2 separate regions of the Homo sapiens genome follow, and region 1 is linked to region 2. A link is a contact called in ENCODE Hi-C or POLR2A ChIA-PET data. All regions are on one chromosome and are shown on one strand. Each heading gives the region's core, a stretch centred on a gene start or an enhancer-like site at or near the end of the contact. The rest is flanking DNA. Distances are from core to core; before and after follow the strand shown.

Evidence for each region. A loop is a pair of places that touch in the nucleus more often than their neighbours do. ChIA-PET counts read pairs that join two places held with the same protein, here RNA polymerase II (POLR2A). Pooled maps may share reads with other maps.
Region 1: a loop to region 2 is called in a pooled map, with 2.8 times the contacts of the local background. The contact joins two enhancer-like sites. A Hi-C loop is called at or near these places in 1 of 37 single-sample maps with no recorded cell type and 2 of 50 pooled maps. POLR2A ChIA-PET finds 5 or more read pairs at or near these places in 1 of 52 experiments (PC-9).

The regions. Positions count from the first base shown.
Region 1 is chr15:90,813,739-90,820,278 of GRCh38, forward strand. It overlaps BLM (BLM RecQ like helicase), which reads left to right. Exons shown (of 22, transcript NM_000057.4): 22 at 1,364-2,428. The coding sequence ends at 1,541. Among named protein-coding and RNA genes, the nearest start is that of FURIN, 52 kb to the right of the region's middle. RefSeq lists a silencer at 939-1,048 and enhancers at 2,663-3,494, 3,495-4,324. Within about 2 kb of position 1,798, at least 4 of the 41 ENCODE cell types and tissues checked have a DNase peak (open chromatin) inside an H3K27ac peak, as active enhancers do.
Region 2 is chr15:90,316,791-90,323,291 of GRCh38, forward strand. No RefSeq gene overlaps it. Among named protein-coding and RNA genes, the nearest start is that of ZNF774, 32 kb to the right of the region's middle. RefSeq lists an enhancer at 3,264-3,373. Within about 2 kb of position 3,346, at least 6 of the 41 ENCODE cell types and tissues checked have a DNase peak (open chromatin) inside an H3K27ac peak, as active enhancers do.

The DNA.
Region 1 (6,540 bases), core at 548-3,047, 500 kb after region 2:
ACTTTGTGTTACCCTTGGAGCAGCCTCTTTTTGCTCCACTCTCCTTTCCACCGACCCAGTGTGCTCCCCGGATTGAGAGTCCCTGTGCAGTGAAAGAATAAATGTGGCTCTCTGCCAGCAACCTCACCTCCCCACCCTACCCTCAGAGTTTCACATCTTCAGAACAACACACAATGAACCAGTTGTGTTCTGGGCTCTCTGAGTGGGAGTAAATGGATGGCCCAGGTGAAATGGAGGCTGCTGTTGGCCGATTCATTCTGTAAATCAACATAAACAGCAGGTTTTCTCTCTGGGCTTAATTTCTCAGCAGGAAATCAGCATAGGGAAACTTCAGGCTGCATCTCTGCCAGTCTAGCAGATCTCTGCCAGTTCTGCAGTAAAACTGCCTTGGAGCCAGAGTTTAAGTCATGGAGCTCCATCAGAATGTCATTACCCACAGGCTGTGGCCCTATACCCTCAATTCAGACGGGAGGCTACTTGTATGCCCTGGTGCCGTGGAATTAGTGTGGGGCCTGACATCAGCCGGTTACAGAGCAGCAGGAAAGGCTTCTGCGGGTAATGCTGCCCACAGCCATCACTGTAAACATGCCGGCCCCATGGTTTTGTTTGTTTTTATTTTACTTAAGGGTGGGAAGGGAGCTGTTATCTTAAGGTCTGCAAGGAAAGTGAGATGCTGGAAGGACTTGGTAATCGGCTCTGGCGGCTTCTTCCTTGGCTTTAGAAGGCAGCGAGTGGGAGGGAGAGCTGGCAGATCTCTGGGTGTAGGCAGGTGAGCCAGGGAGCTGCTGGACACGGTCCTAACAGAAGGCCGCATCTGCAGCCTTCCTGGGGCTTCCTGGGGCTGGCCAGGAAGACGCCCAGCTTTGCCACTCCTGGCCACCCAGCTCCACCCCATGCATGCTCACCCCACAGCTGCCTTGCTCTGGACTGTGCAAGTCCAGTCATTCCGGGGTGCCTGTCAGCAGGGAGCTGGGGCCTTACAGCAAGGTGTTTCACTTCTTTTATTTGGTCAGAATAGATGAGGACATGTGGACCTCAGCTCCTCTTGCAGGCTCTGGTTGTAGGCTGCCGAAGGTGTGGGTGGAGAGAGGGGCGGTGGGTTGGTCACAAGTCAGAAAATTAAGAAACAGTCCTGCACATTTCAGAAAGACAAATCCAGAACAAATTTATATGAAGGGCCGCGGTCCTTTATTCCATAAGTAGTAAAGGAAACTTACCTTACCTAGGGGGCTCGTAGGCAGAAAATGCACAAGGACACATTAGGCCCAGGGAAGTGGTATTGTAGCTCTGTGCAGGTTGAGAGGAAGGTCATTCATTTTTGGTTTCATTTAACATTTTGATTTTTTTCTTTGTCACATTTCAGGGGGTCTGCCACATGTAGAAAGATATCTTCCAAAACGAAATCCTCCAGCATCATTGGATCCAGTTCAGCCTCACATACTTCTCAAGCGACATCAGGAGCCAATAGCAAATTGGGGATTATGGCTCCACCGAAGCCTATAAATAGACCGTTTCTTAAGCCTTCATATGCATTCTCATAACAACCGAATCTCAATGTACATAGACCCTCTTTCTTGTTTGTCAGCATCTGACCATCTGTGACTATAAAGCTGTTATTCTTGTTATACCATTTGAAGTTTTTACTCGTCTCTATTAATATTTAAATAAATGCTGGGGGGTGATAGTTCTTCTTTTTAAAATAAACATTTTCTTTTGAATAAGCATGTTTTGCTGCCGCTGCAAGTGTTGTGGCCGTTGTTTCTCAGAACGTCTGAGGCAGCAGCTGAATCATCTCAGTGCAAGAGCTTCTGAGCATAACACGAAACCCAGAAGCCAAAGGAAGAGCCACGCGTGGGCCCTTGTGAAACTAAAGCTTTTCGTGTAAGACAACACAAACAAAATTTAAAGACAAATGACGGGGAAAAGAGGAGAAAATATATTACAAAGGATTAGTATCCATCATACCAAATACCCGTGAACCAGTCAGAAACATCCCAGGGGGCAGGTGGACCAAGGATGTGAACAGGCTAGTCTCAGAAGAAGAAATACACATGCTCATGGCCCGGCACTGTGGCTCACGCCTGGGATCCCAGCACTTTGGGAGGCCGAGGCAGGTGGATCACGAGGTCAGGAGTTTGAGACCAGCCTGCCCAACATGGTGAAACCCCGTCTCTACTAAAAATACAAAAATTAGCCAGGCGTGGTGTACAGGCACGCCTGTAGTCCCAGCTACTCAGGAGGCTGAGGCAAGAGAATCGCTTGAACCCAGGAGGCGGAGGTTGCAGTGAGCCGAGATCGTGCCACTGCACTCCAGCCTGGGTGACAGAGCAAGACTCCGTCTCAAAAAAAAAAAAAAAAAAAGAAATATACATGCTCTGCAAATATGTGAAAAAGGTCAATCTCCATGAATAAAAATATGATAAAACCATGTGAGACCATTCTTTTGCCTACAAATTATCAACACTGGATAATATCCCAGTATTTGGGGTCAGCGAGAAAGATTGGCAGATTGTTTGGGTGGACGTGTGTGGCAGTTGCTGTAGTCCTTTGGTATTGTGGTGGCCTCGTTTTTCAGGATGCTCCATAATGGGCCAATTGGCCCCAGCATCTTTGGTAGGATTTTGGCCTCTCTTGCCTGAACTCCAGTGGCCCCATTTTCGGAGACATGCGTTTCTCAGCTGTAGGTCACCTTTGTCTGGGTGCCACACAGCGAGGAAGTGGCATAAGACAAAACACACACCTCGGCCTGCCCTTTGTGTGGTGTTACCTGTGACGTTACTCAGGAGAGTGTAGCTGGGGAGACCCTGCCTGTGCCAAAGCCAAAGGTGTGAAGAGGGGGTTGATGGGAAGCCGTGTGGCCTCTGCCTGGGGACTCAGTCCTGAGAGGGACCCTGCACCCACCCTGAGGACCCACCCTTGTGGTAGCACACTGACTTCCTGCCTCCTCGGCTGCCTGTGAGCCCCAACTGCCGCCTGTGGGCTTTTGGCTCCGTGTTTAATGGGGGGGACTGGCCAGGCGAGTTTGCTGAGGGCTGAGTGCCATTAGCACGGATGCGTTCCGGATCTGACATTTTCAGAGGTCATCCTTCTGGCCAGAAGAACCTTCTCTGTGCATGAGAAGTGGAAAGGAGACAAAGTAGCCAGAAGTTGATACCCCTGGGGTAATGTCCCCAGCATGAGGCCACCTTGGAGAGTTGCTGATCCAGCCAAGGCATCTGGCAGGAGGCATGTCCGTTCCACCTGCTGCAGCAGCTCTGGCCTTGGTGGTGGGGGTGGACTCTGGCACAGACAGGTCACTGCTGGGCTCTGACCTCATCCACTCGTTCCTTCTGGAGATGGAGCTTATCCCTCAGGGTCGCAGGCTGTGCCTCCAGGAGCTCCCAGGGCTGTGGGGGAACAGATGAAAATAACGTGCATGGGGCCTGAAGGTGGAGAGCAGAGCCATGTGGGGCCCACACTACCTACAGCCCTTCCCCATGTCCTGGGAAGATGATAGGTTGACCCACCCCTGCCTCCCAGCAAGGAACCTGAGGCCTAGAGACCTCTGATTTGCCTAAGCTCAAATGACCACAGGTGGCAGAGCCAGGCCCCACACCCAACTCTTGAAAACATTCTAGGTTGGAACAGGCTCTGCTCAGTTTCTCAGGACCCGGGAGCAGGCACAGAAAATGCAAGCGGCCTCCTTCCTCCAGCTCATCTTCCAGTCCTCTCAGACCCCCAGGGAAGCTCTGCATTCGCCCAGCGCAACCCCAGGAGGGCAGGAGCAGGCAAACTTTCCCTGAACTGATGCCAAGGCTTTGAAGCCAAAGACCGGTCCATGATACAGCAAAGCTGCTCTGGGCTGGGCCCTGCTGGTGGCCCTCCATGGCACAAATCGCCACCACCTGGGATAGGAGAGGGCACAAGTCCACCAAGGAGTGCCAGCCTGGGACCCATCACGGGCCCATCCTCCCCTAGGTACACGAAGGCCTGACTCTCCCACACTCACTTGCCATCCTTCTGGAGGGCACAGGCAGGATTGGAATCTGGCTCTGTAGCTGCACATATGCCCTGCTGAGGCCCTCACACTACAGAACGCTGGCAGGCAGGCCCTTGCTCACCTCCAGGGACAGAGAACCCACTACTCTCAGAGGAAAAGAACAAGCACGGAGAGCCCCTCACCCCACCGGCTCCATGCCAAGGGCTGTTTTGGGAACTCAGGTAATTCACTTCTTCCATCCCTCCCGCAGCCCTGGGAGGCAGGCACATGATGTTGGCCTTTTTTATGCAGAAACCAGAATTCAGAGAGGTTATGTAACTTGCCCAAATCCACGCAGCTGGGAGGTGGTAGTAAGTAGGGTAACACACATCTCGATTTGCCCTGGAGTCCCAGTTTACATCCATTGTCCTGGTGTGATAATTAACACAGTTTATTTTCATTCTCAAAAGTGCTCCAGTTCAGACAACAAGTTCAGTGGCATCAAGAATCTGAGCTCTTTCCCTGAACTATCCAACCTCTTCTCCCAACCCCGCTTTCCACCCAGAGCCTCAGGGGCCACCTGCTGTCACCTGTTCGAAACTCCCAGCCTCTGCTGCAGGCTCCAGGGACAGAGGCTGCAGAATTATCAGCCAGCATCGCTGAGCTGTGGCTTTTCTCCAGAAGAGGAAGCGGAGGCTGTGGTCCAAGCCTTCTCGCTCTTCTTGAGAAACTGCTGCTTCTCCCACTCCTGCAGCCGTCTGGAACTGCTCTGAGGCCCCGAGGCCCACCCTGTCCTTTGGAGGCTCCCAGAGTCCCAGCCCGGCTCTTTCTCTGGCTGGGAGCTGCTGCCTGGGTGGGGAGCAGCAGGCAGCAGCTGTCAACCTCCCCCAGCCTGGGACCCGCCGCTGGCAGAGGCCTCTGGGCAGAGACAATGGGCGATGGGTCTTCTGTGGCAGCTGGGGAGGAATCCCCAGGGGCTCCAGCAGCCACTTCTCCCTCCGTGCAGCTGGCACAGCCCCGTGTGTCCTCAAAGCCAGGGCTCAGAGAAGCCAGCTGGTGGGGCGCACCCAGGGGCCCCGAGCCTGGCCCAGACCCTGCTAGGTGCTCCAGTTCATGAGTGCAGCAACCACTAGGAGGCAGGGGCTCAACTCTGCAGCTGTGCAGGGCAGACCCAGGACTTCGGGGACAAGCCCCTCGGCATGCAGTAGGCTCCTGCTTTCCAAAACGCACTCACTCTGCTTCTCGGAAAGGCTTCTCGGCTGGCCCACGCTCCCTGTTGGCAGGAGACGAAGGAGGAAGGGAGAAAACCCTCCCTGGTTGGGGTGGGCTGTGTACCCTGCCCCACAGGGTCACCACTGGGAAGAAGGACAGGACAAGAAGGTAGACAGAAGCCCGAAGTAGAGTCCAGAAAGCCCCAGCCATGGTGAGGCGTCCCCGCACAGGCCTGAGGCTGTCCCTGCAGCTAGCCAAGGTCAAGGTCGAGGTTTTGGCATCGCCACACCTCAACTGTGTGGTTCCACGGCCCCACAGAGGGTTCGGTGACGCCTGGGAAGGTGCCGGGTTCCACGGCCCCACAGAGGGTTCGGTGACGCCTGGGAAGGTGCCGGGATCCACGGCCCCACAGAGGGTTCGGTGACGCCTGGGAAGGTGCCGGGTTCCACGGCCCCACAGAGGGTTCGGTGACGCCTGGGAAGGTGCCGGGATCCACGGCCCCACAGAGGGTTCGGTGACGCCTGGGAAGGTGCCAGGATGGCACTCTGATGGTCTCTAGGCTCAGATCTATTCAGGATGTGGGAGTTCACCCCAGAGAGCCTGTCTGTCCCCATGGGTCCCACACACAGGGCCTGTCACACACACAGGCCACAGGCATCTGCCTGTCCTGGCCCCATCTACTCAGTCCCTGCCAGGAGCCACAAGGCCCCATGAAGGTCAGGCCCTGGCACTATGCCTGGGCCAGGAGTGGAGCAGAGAGCTCAGGTCCCTGCTTCCTGTAGGGAAGACTTTCCTTGGTAGGATAGAACCTGGAGCAGGGACTCTTGGGGTGGGAGGTGGCAATGGTGCCCCGGGAACTGCTGATGCGGAGTAAGGGTCTGAAGAGCCACCACTACCAGATCTGAAACCCCCGCCTAGAAGGAAGGACATCAGAGACACTGAGAGACTCCTGGACTTCTGCCCAGAGCCCTGCTCGGGCTCAGAGAGGGGTGGCCCCCTGCGCTGTGGCCCCCACCACTGTGGGAGCGTTGAGACGCTGTGACAGGGAGGCAGTTAACACTGCTAACCTCAAAGATGAACTCAGCAGTCAGCACCAGGGAGATCGGAGGTCAGCCCACGCCAGCCCCACCACAGACACCCGCCTGCATGGCTGGATGTGCATATAAGGACAGAGACCCGTGCGGCCACCGTCGCCACCAGGTCCCTTGCACCCAGTGAGAGCCAGTCTGGAATGGGCGGGACCTGGCCCCTTCCTCAGCCATGGAGTGCCCTTGGCAAGTTCTGTGGCCTCTCAGAGTCCCAGTGTCTCATCTGCACCATCAACATGCCACTTGGTCCTGGCCTCCGGGGCTGCTGCAGCATCCTTTTGG
Region 2 (6,501 bases), core at 2,096-4,595:
ATTAATCTTTTTTTTTTTTTGAGACAGAGCCTCACTCTGTCACCCAGGCTGGAGTGCAGTCGCATGATCTCGGCTCACTGCAACCTCCAGCTCGTGGGTGCAAGCAATCCTCAAGCCTGGCTAATTTTTTGTTTTTTTTTTTTAGTACAGACAGGGTTTAACCATGTTGGACAGGCTGATCTCAAACCCCTGACCTCAAGTGATCCACCCGCCTCGGCCTCCCAAAGTGTTAGGATTACAGGCGTGAGCCACCACGCCCAGCCCATTAATAATTTTTAAAATGCAAATGAAAGCATATATATATATATATATGTATGTATATATGTACGCACACATAATATTTATCCTATAGTATTGGGTATGGGCAAATTTTTTTAAGTGTAATAATTCACAATGGTGTTGGTAAGAAAATAATTCACTTTCACACTGTTGGTTTTAGTATAAATTGGAATATATCTTGTAGATGTAATCACAAAAATATGCCAATATATGTACAAGAATGTTTATTACAGCAATATTTATAACCAAAAACAGAAAAACAACCAAATTATTTAAATGTTTGTGGACAGAGGCCTAGCTTTAAAACATATGGAACATCTATACCTTGGAATTCTATTCAGCCATTTAAAAAAAATGAGGTTGATTTCTACATACTTTAATTAATTAATTAATTAATTTACTGGAGACATAGTCTCACTCTGTTGCCCAGGCTGGAGTCCAGCGGCACGATCTCGGCTCACTGTAACCTCCACCTCCTGGGTTCAAGCAATTCTCCTGCCTCAGCCTCCCGAGTAGCAGGGCTAATTTTTGTATTTTTAATTTAATAGAGATGGGGTTTTGCCATGTTGGCCAGGCTGGTCTCGAAATCCTGACCTCAGGTGATCCACCCGCCTCGGCCTCCCAAAGTGCTGGGATTACAGGCATGTGCCACCACACCTGGCCCCTTTTTTTTTTAATGTATATGCGTATGGTGTAGAGGCCAAGAGGATAAGTTCTTCTTGGCCTTCTGAAGTTTCCCTGAAAAATCAACTTGGAAAAGACAGGTTAATAAGAGAAAAAGCACACAGATTTATTTAACAAGTATACAATTAATGAAGATTCAAAGATACAGGTGGAATTGTCCATTTTTATGCTTAGGTTTAACAAAGTATGGAGAGCCATGTAAAAATATGATTGGGCCAGGCGCGGTGGCTCACGCTTGTAATCCCAATGCTTTGGGAGGCTGAGGGGGGCGGATCACCTGAGGTCAGGAGTTCAAGACCAGCCTGGCCAACATGGTGAAACCCTGTCTCTACTAAAAACACAAAAAAATTAGCTGGGCATGGTAGTGGGCACCCGTAATCCCAGCTACTTGGGATGCTGAGGCAGGAGAATCACTTGAACCCGGGAGGCGAAGGTTGCAGTGAGCTGAGATCATGCCATTGCACTCCAGCCTGGGTGACAGAGCAAGACCCCATCTCAGACAAAAAAAAAAAAAAAAAAAGACGTACAAATGGCCAACAGTTATGAAAATATCCTCCATCTCATTACTCATAATGGAAATGCATAGCAAAACTACAATGAGATATATCTCACCCCAGTTAAAATACCTCTATCCATGGCGAAACTCCATCTCTACTAAAAATACAAAAATTAGCTGGGTGTGGTGGCATGTGCCTGTAATCCCAGCTATTAGGGAGACTGAGGCAGGAGAATCGCTTGAACCTGGAAGGCAGAGGTTGCAGTGAGCTGAGATTGTGCCACTGCACTCCAGCATGGGCATCAGAGCAAGACTCCATCTCAAAAAAAAATAAAAATAAAAAAATAAATAAAATAAAATAAAATATATATATATATGGACAGAAAGAATATGGTCTACTGCTAATAGACTGAGTGGGGAAACCCAGCCCAGCCTGTCTCTCCAGATTCTTGGACTTTCTCTGCAGCATTCCTTCCTTCTGGGTGAGGGGCAGGGACCTGCCGGGAATGGAGGTCTTATGATCTACAGTCAAACAAGTTAAGTCAGATAATTTTTTTTTCTTGAGACTGGGTCTTGCTCTGTCACCAGGCTGGAGTACAGTGTCGTGATCACGGCATACTGCAGCCTCAGCCTTCTGGGCTAAAGTAATCCTCCCACCTCAGCCTCCCAAGTAGCTGGAACCACAGGGGTGCACCGCCACACCAGGCAAATTTTTTAATTTCTATTTTTGTAAAGACAGGGGGTCTCCCTATATTGCCCAGGCTGGTCTTGAACTCCTGAGCTCAATTAAACCTTTGCCTCTGCCTCCCAAAGTGCTGGGATTACAAGCATGAGCCACTGCACCCACCTAGATAATTTTTTTGTTTTGTTTTTATTTGAGACAGAGTCTCGCTCTGTCACCCAGGCTAGTGTGCAGTGGCATGGTCTCGGCTCATTGCAACCTCCACCTCCTAGATTCAAGCCATTCTCCCACCTCAGCCTCCCGAGTAGCTGGGACTATAGGCACACGCCACCATGGCTGGCTAATTTTTGTATTTTTAGTAGAGATGGGGTTTTACCACGTTGGCCAGGCTGGTCTCAAACTCCTGACCTTGTGTCATCTGCCCGCCTCAGCCTCCCAAAGTGCTGGTATTATAGGCCTGAGCCACTGTAGCCGGCCCAGTTAGTTTCTTTATGGGCAGTTTGACACAGAAAGGTGGAGGGGAAATTAGAGTCATTTTTTTGTTTTGTTTTTTTGAGATGGAGTCTCACTCCGTCACCCAGGCTGGAGTGCGGTGGCGCGATCTCGGCTGACTGCAACCTCTGTCTCCTGGGTTCAAGCGATTCTCCTTCCTCAGCTTCCCAAGTAGCTGGGACTACAGGCACACGCCACCACACTCAGCTAATTTTTGTATTTTTAGTAGAGATGGGGTTTTACCACGTTGGCCAGGCTGGTCTCGAACTCCTGACCTCATGTCATCTGCCCACCTCGGCTTCCCGAAAGTGTTGGGATTACAGGTGTGAGCCACTACACCCGGCCTAGAGTAGCATTTTTAAGTTTTATGGCTGACTATAGGGAAAAGGGACTCTGATTTCTATGGGTAACCGCAGGGGAGAATGGTACTGAGAGAAAGGCATGGAAGAGAAAGTCAGAGGAAAACGTTTGCTTACGAAGCTGCTGCTGAGGTTCTCATTTTAGGCTATTGTTTTCTGAGCCCCAGCAGTGGCCAGCTGTACCATAACAATCAAGATGCATTTAAAACTTTTTCTAAAAACTAGCTCTATCCTTTAACTACTGACTTAGCCAATTACCTCCTTCTTAGAGCTACTCCTTCTCTGGGATTGCCCAGGAACCTGAGGCATATGTCATGCACAAAGGAGTCCTGTGGACATTCATACCCTTTGGAGCGGAGCCCAGGAGTCCCTAGCGGTGGTCTGTGGCTGTTTCTGCCCTTGCTCTTAACCACCACAAGGTGTCACTCTTCGCTGCTCCTGCGCGTTCCCACCAAGGCGGTAACTGCTGGCCAGAGAGGAAGAATTTCCTCTGTCCCCGCACTAGCTAATCCAGAGTCCTTACCAGTTCCCAGGGCTTCATAGTACCCAGCCCTTTCAGGCCCCCGCAAAGCCTCGCCCCGCAAGCCCGCCGCCAGCCCCAGCACTATGTCAGGACTGGCTCAGAGGAACACCCATTCCAGACAATAACAACTTTTTCTTTCTTGCCCAGGTGTTTTCAACCCTTAAACCAGACTGGGCTTGTTCTATTTTTACTTTTTAAAATTTTAACTCCTCTACTATCATTCCCAAATGGGCTTGTTCTAATTCCTTCCCGGACCATAGAGCTACAAACTTCCCCGAAGAGCGACTTCCAATTGGTTTTTAGGCATCCTTGGTGTGCCTTTCATACATAAAGGTAGGTCAAGGGTTCCCTACCTTCTCTGACAATAGAGCCTGATTGTCTCCAGTTGGAGGACCAGCCCTTAAAACAGCTAAATTCCTTTTACTTTCCCTAGAGGAAGGGGAGCTCCGTGGGGAGTCAGCTACCCGGGGGCAGACTTTCTGGCATTCTTTGGAAAAGCAGTGAAAATAAAACTCACAAGTTACATCTTCAGCAGAGTATCTGCTACATATGAATATATTGTACACATATTTTTATATGGTTGCAAACATAAAACATATAGGTCCATGTCCTGATTTTTCATGTACTGCAATGTATGTTGAGTATTTTCCCATGTCGTTGTAAATTCTTCATAAGCATTATTTGCAGTGGTTGAATGATCTTTTTTCATGATAGGGTTCTATTGTAATTTTGTAATAATTTTCTTATTTTTAGACACTGATCATTTTGTTTTTTGCTGTATTGACTATTCTTATATATTTTTATATATATTTCTGATTATTTCCTTATAAGAGACCTAGTATTGAAATTACTGAGTCAAAAACATTTGCAAGTCTTTTTATTCATGCTGCAAAAAACTTCCTAGAAAGCTTGCATCATTGTGTACTATCAACACCAAGTACCATAAGGAATGCACACCTAATTGCACCCTAATCAAAAGTAATGAAAACAATTTTATAAATCTCTCTTATCAGTGCACTGGTAAAAAAGATGTTTTAATTTGCAATTAGGCTGGACGTGGTGGGTCACGCCTGTAATTCCAGCACCTTGGGGAGGCCAAGGTAGGAGGATCACCTGAGGTCTGGAGTTCGAGACCAGCCTGGCCAACATGGTGAAACCCCGTCTCTACTAAAAATTAAAAAAAATTAGCCGGGCGTGATGGCATGTGCCTATAATCCCAGCTACTCGGGAGGCTGAGGCAGGAGAATCACTTGAACCTGGGAGGTGGAGGCTGCAGTGAGCTGAGATCCCGCGATTGCACTCCACGCTGGGCAACAAGAACAAAATTATCATCTTAAAAAAAAAATCAATTAATTACTAGTATAAATTAACATTTTAAAATTTGTATTTCTGTTTTTTATAAATTGTTAGCAGTTTTTACTTATTTATTTACTTAGAGACGGAGTCTTGCTCTGCTCCCAGGCTGGAACATAGTGGCAAAATCATAGCTCACTGCAGCCTCCAACTTCTGGGCTCAAGGGGTCCTCCTGTCTTGGCTTCCCAAAGTACTGGGATTACAGGCATGAGCCATCATGTCTGGCCCTTTTACTCATTTATTTATTGGGATCTTAATTTTAAAATCCATTTGTATGACCCCTTTATTTATTGAAGATACCAATCTATTGTCTGCTATATTGTTATAAGTGTTTTCTCAATAAATATATTGCTTAATTTATAGTTTTATGAATATTTTTGTCACAGGCTGAACCCCCAATTTTGGGATTCAGTCAACCTGGGAGGCCACGTGGGTTCTTGGCTTTGCACAAGAAGGAATTCAAGAGCAAGCCAACAGAATGAAGAGAAAGCACATTTAATAAGAAAGTAAAGGACTGCTGGGCTTAGTGGCTCACGCCTGTAATCCCAGCACTTTGGGAGGCTGAGGCGGGTGGATCACCTGAGATCAGGAGTTCAAGACCAGCCTGGCCTGTTAACATGGCAAAACCCCATTTCTAGTAAAAATACAAAAATTAGCCGGGCATGGTGGCACGCACCTGTAGTCCCAACTCCTTGGGAGGCTGAGGCAGGAGAATCGCCTGAACCCGGGAGGCAGAGGTTGCAGTGAACCAAGATTGTGCCACTGCACTCCAGCCTGGGCGACAAAGTGAGACTCCATCTCAAAAAAAAAAAAAAAAAGAAGCAAGTAGAGGATTTTGGGAGGCTGAAGTGAGTGGATAACTTGAGCCCAGGAGTTCGACACCGACCTGAGCAACATACGGGGACCCTGTCTCTACAAAAACATTTAAAAAGTAGCTAGGCTTGGTGTTCTGCACCTGTAGTCTCAGCCACTTGGGAGGCTGGGGCGGCAGGATTGCTTGAGCCCAGGAGGTAGAGGCTGCAGTGAGCTATGATCATGCCACTGCACTCCAGCCTTGGCAACAGAGCAAGACACTGTCAGTAAATAAATAAAGCAAGCAAAATCCCCTGGTGACCATCCAGCAGGCTCCAGAGACAAAAACTCCTTATCTGAGGAATTTAGAAGTAATTAGACTTTCCTATTATCTAAAGACACTTGGTTCCAGGCCTCTTTTCAACTTAAAATGTGTGAGTAACTAGGATTTCTGTACATCCCCAGAATGCATGCATGCCGAAACTCATTGTTCAACCCTTGCTAACATCAAGGCAACAAAATGTCTAAAAATGTAATCATTTATCGTGCAAGTTACCCTTCATCTCCTGCTTTAGGTCCATAAATATCCCTAAGGAAAAGACCACCGCAGTGGCTCAGTGCTCTTGCTGACGTGCCCCACTGCACTTTTCTGCAACGTTCCTTCTTTCTATGGTAATAAAACCTGTACTGTTGTCAGTAAATTCTTACCAACCCTCAAGTTGAGTGTTACCGGAAAGGGGTCCCAGTCCAGACCCCAAGAGAGGGTTCTTGGATCTCGCTCAAGAAAGAATTCAGGGTGAGTCCATAAAGTGAAACCAAGTTTATTAAGAAAGTAAAGGA